Regions from separate parts of the Homo sapiens genome. Here region 2 is linked to region 1. The links are chromatin loops, found by intact Hi-C in ENCODE. Cell type or tissue: mammary epithelial cell. All regions are shown on one strand.

Region 1 (2,500 bases):
TAGCTGCAGCAATGACGTGCCCCTTGGCTGCACGTGCCCTTGGACACCCCCACCTTGCTCTGTGGATTCCGCATGGCCCTGCTTCTCAGGTCAGCAGCCCAGCAGGTTCAAGGTGCAGGAGTGGGTCTGTTGGGCTGGCAGAACCCGATTGTGTATCTATACTCCCCAGCTGCCAGGGAGTTTGAGGAGACAAGAGCTGGTCATTTTTCAGCTTCCATATTAGTTGGTGGGCTCCATCTCAAAAGGTGGATACTCCTTGAAAGAAAACACTTCAGATGCTGTAGCTGACAAGATGTAAACAGGCGATATAGGCTTTCAAAGCTGCCAGAGAGATGACTGTGGTGGCTCACATCTGTAATCCCGGCACTTTGGGAGGCCGAGGTGAATGGATCACTGAGGCTGAGACAAGCCTGGGCAAAATAACGAGATCCCATCTCTACAAAAAATTAAAAAATCTTAGCCGGGTATGTGGCCAACCTGTAGTCCAGTCCTCAGGAGGCTGAGGCAGGAGAATGGCTTGAGACCCAGGAATTTGAGGCTGCAGTGACCAATGATCTCACCACTGCACTCCAGCCTGGGTGAGAGCAAGGCCCAGTCTCAAAAAGGAAAGCAAAACAAAACAAACAAACACACAACCTGAAAGCTGCCAAACAGTTCTTTACCTGGACTCAGGGGAAGGGCAAATTTTCCTTTTCTTCTGGCTGGAAATTTAGGAATGCTTATTTTCATAGACCAGACACCATTCAGGCATTAAATCTGTGACACAGCATTCAGCTCTACACATAATTAATGTATTAAATGCCTGGCATATTAAGTGCAAACTTTACAAGTCACAACAAGATTGCCCTAACTGCCAAATTAGGGTGCTATGCCCAAACAATTTTTGCCTTAAACATCATTACCCATAATAATCTGTGGGATCTGAGCTCGGCTGGGTATCTGGCTGGTGATGTGTGAGGTCGAGTGGAACGCAGCTGCCTCCTCCTCAGCCCTGTTAGTTAAGCACCGCTAAGCAGTGGAAACCGGCGTTTGTGAGCTTGTCCAGTACAGGTACATGTTAATTTCACTTAGCCATTTATGAGTTAGAAGACACACAAGCTGTCCAATTAAAAACACCCTTTTGTACAGCCTCTTTTCAGACCCAAACCATACTTTCATACAAAGGAATGCATAAATATACATGATAATTGACTCTAATGACAGGAAAAGAATGTGATGAAACATTTCCTGATAAAATCTAGTCTCAGCATGCAAAGAGGATCAGGCCTCCTCTTCAGTCATTGTGATTTACAATATAAAGGGTGAAATTCTAAAGGGTGAAGATATTTTCTTCTAAATGGATAATATATGTATGTAGAAGAGCAGAGACCTTTGTGTTATCTGGACAAGTAAAAATTATAAATGCTCTCTAGCTGGAAAAGAAAAATTCCACTTGACAAGTCAGCCTTCCTTCATGGTCTTTTTCGTTTCTAGGTATCAAGTCAATTTTTCAATTCTTCGTACGATTTTTGTCATGCTCCTGATTATAAAGCAGTTAGGCTTAGGAAGCAGCATGAGAAGGGCATTGTTTCTGCGCTGTCTCCCATTGTTTTTTAGGGCATGCCTCTAGACACACTTCCCTATTCTATTATGAATCTGGCACTCTTCAGAGATATGGAATGCAATTATAATGGTCAAGGATCTCAGTGTGTGAAAATGAATCTTTAAAACTAGACACAATTGTTAGAACACAATTGCAAGGCCTTCGATAAACATTCCACGCATCTTAGAGGTGGAGGAAAGCACAGAGACTTCCTTGCGTATAATGCTACACATTAATAAAGCCCAATGTGACAGTTTTTGGATGGATAGTTTATCGGATTTCTTATCTTAAAGTTATTCAGTGCTGAGCTTCTCACAGAAATAGCTTTAGTCCTCTTAGGAAAAGAATTGAAAAGGTACGCAGGCAAATAGAACTCTGGGGTAATGAACAAATATTCCATCTGATTCAAAACAGGATTTTAGTGATTAGAATAATTGTCAACAAAACAAAGACCTTGATAGTACATTAAACAGCAAGCACCTGACAGATGGAGTGTTTATAATGCACATTATGTTGGAAGAACAGGCAAAGTCTCTTGTTTTACACATGGGTGCCTTTCCACCGTAATAATTAAAGTAGTTTTAGTAACCAATATGAAAATATTTTTAGCCAATTTAAATAATATGTATTTTCAAATAGTACAAATCATTTGCTGAAACAGACTTCCGAAACCAAATTATGGGATTAGTAGTTTATAACTTTGAATGTATAATCTTTTACAAATATCCATTCACGTCAAATATTCATTCTGGTACAAATTTAAGAACCAGATATGATATGTAAAATGGCCATCTATGGCCGCCCCCAGAAATTGTCTTATACTTTAAGCTACTTTTCTCACCTTTTTGCTCTAAACAACGCTGGCAAATGAACTTCCAGCTTTAGATGTGGCGAAGATGGGCTTTTTGGTCAGACACA
Region 2 (2,500 bases), 120 kb before region 1:
TAAAATTACAAAAATTAGCTGGGTGTGGTGTCGGGCACCTGTAATCCCAGCTACTTGGGAGGCTGAGGCAGGAGAATGGCTTGAACCCGGGAGCTGGAGTTTGTAGTGAGCTGAGATTGCACCATTGCACTCCAGCCTGGGCGACAGAGCGAGACTGTGTCTCAAATAAATAAATAAATAAAATATATAAATTTATAAATTTATAAATAAATAAATGAACAAACAAACTATGTGATTTCCATTTCAGGTATGGTCCCACTCTCTCTGTGTGATTTGTAAACAATAAGCTTCTGAGTACTGATAATTTGATGTTGATGGGCTGAACAAAATTAGCATTTTGGTCCCTAATTAGAAAAATGAACACCTGCAAGAAGGAGAATGGAAATGAATTGTTAGATTCTCATTTCCAGAGAATATAATTGTTTAGGGGAGAAAAATATCCAAAGGTAATGGTTACGAATCAATGTTTGGTAGGTTCTGAATTGTTTTTGAATCTTATCTTTAGGGTATTATCTGAATGAGTGTTCTTTTTAAAACAAGTAATGGTAAAAATAAAAATACTGAAAAACTTTCAGCCCAGGCAGAGAGGGAGGGGCTTTCATTTTGTCACAGTATTTTTTTGTTTTTTGTTTTGGGACAGGGTCTTGCTCTGTCGCCCAGGCTAGAGAGCACTGGTGTGATCATAGCTCATTGTAGCCTTGACCTCCTGGGCTCAAACGATCCTCCTGTCTCAGCCTCCTACCATCATGTCTGGCTACTTTTTTTTTTTTTTGGTAGATACAGGGTCTCACTATGTTGCCCAGCCTGGTCTAGAACTAAGTTCAAGCAATCCTCTTGTCTCGGTTTCCCAAAGTGCCGGGATTATGGGTTTGAGCCACCATGCCTGGTTGCAGCATTTTAAAACAGCCTAGATGTATTCTCTTAATCAAGTAGAGGAAGAAAGGGTGCCATTAGAAAAAGAGGCATCAACGCAGAGGTCCGTAATTATTATGAAATGGCTCTCCCTCAAAACTTAGCAGAAAAAAAATTACAAGCAGTAATCACTTGTAAATTATTTATGTTTTCTAATGTGCTCTAACTTTCCATTTCTGTGCTTATAAACTTTGCTTTTACAATCCGTTTGTGTTTGTGACTGAGTTACAGAATAATGAATAGATATTATTGTGCAAGTGGCGTGGACTATCATAAGCTATCCTTTGGTTATTGTTGGCATGCTACGACGTTTTTAAGAAAGGGGGAAAAGTCTCAGTGGATAAAGTTGTACGTGTTTGATGTCCTGTTGTTGCCTAGGGCTTTAGCAACCCTGAGTGTGCCCAGTTGCCAGCACATTTGGATTCCTGAGGGGTTCTTAGCAGTGGCTAGTGGTAGTCATTGCATCTGCCAACTTTCTGAAAGCGGATGTGGCCGGTGAATGTGGGTGCGGCCAGTGAATGTGGGTGTGGCTGATCTGGCCATGGCTCTGCCTCAGATCTCCAATCATGCAGACAGATGTGCCTGAGGCATCGATCGAGGAGGGGGCTGCAAAAAGGAGCTGCAAATGTTGGTGTTTTTATGTAGTTTATGTTCCATTCCATCTCACCCCATGTAAGCCAGGAGAGAGGGCCGTTTCCTACTCTCGTAAATTTAAGTTCTTTTCCTTTTAGAAAAAGAACATATTTTGAGCTACCTTTTATGTAGCTGGTGCAGATATTTTAAAAAATGTAATATACCAGAAGCAGTATTTTTCCTGGTATTAATGATTAGTATGAATCACTACATGATTGAGGGAACACCATAGCCTGTTTATTCATCTTGGAGACTGTCAGGGCTGAACTGGGCTAATCATGTTTGCTTTTTGCAGCCCCGTGGTGTGGTTAGCCTTTTGTCTTCCTTGTAATGTGCTAGGGTTTGCTTGCGGCCTGTGTCCCGTCCTCCCTGCAGACAGCTGAATGACAGGCCTTCACCAGCGCTCTCTGTATGCCCTGCACTGTAACCTGATTGGCCAGGAGCCTAATGGGAAATGGCCTTCAACCTCTGCACCTACGTTCATGAAAAGCCATTGCTCTTACATAATCAAAGTGCTCAGGCTCTCGCTGATGAATCCAGAGACTAACCACGTAATCTAGAAGAAATTCATCTTTGTCCCCAAGGCTCCCAGCATTTGGCAATTATTGAACAGGTGGTAGATACTTCCTCTGTTGACAGGAACAAAAGGCAAAGGGCCTGCCTAGGAGGTTGAGGAGCTATTAAGGAATGCTGCCCCAGGACAACTCTCTAGCAGCAGCAGTGAAAGAGCAGGAAGACCCTTGCTAAATCAGTGACTGGGAACACTCGCATTTACCATCCCAGAGATCAGATCCTGTTAGGGAGCAGCTAGCAGGATTCCAGCTTATCTGGTCCTTTCTCACCCGGCTACTGCCTTGATTCTTACCCGCTACCCTGTGGGGAGGGGTGGCGGGGTGGGTTGGCTGATGTGATCTTAGAGTTATTTACCTAGATGGGGAGAGGCTCTTAAAACATA

What was found. Hi-C counts contacts between places; a loop is a spot of excess contacts. Peaks named below come from ENCODE experiments on the same cell type or tissue, not always from the same donor. Only the 100,000 strongest peaks of a DNase experiment are listed, where the experiment ranks them.
Region 2: it touches region 1 in a loop (2.9-fold over the local background); 3 of 110 quality-filtered maps call a loop at or near these places.

Annotation. Positions count from the first base shown.
Region 1 is chr4:186,886,381-186,888,880 of GRCh38, forward strand. The region is part of intron 1 of LOC102723906 (a long non-coding RNA gene); the gene reads left to right. Among named protein-coding and RNA genes, the nearest start is that of FAT1, 160 kb to the left of the region's middle. In mammary epithelial cell, no CTCF peak of the experiment used is centred here; a DNase peak (open chromatin) is centred at 1,061; H3K27ac peaks cover 1,620 bases.
Region 2 is chr4:186,763,929-186,766,428 of GRCh38, forward strand. No RefSeq gene overlaps it. Among named protein-coding and RNA genes, the nearest start is that of FAT1, 41 kb to the left of the region's middle. In mammary epithelial cell, no CTCF peak of the experiment used is centred here; DNase peaks (open chromatin) are centred at 1,333 and 1,973; H3K4me3 peaks cover 216 bases; H3K27ac peaks cover 2,263 bases.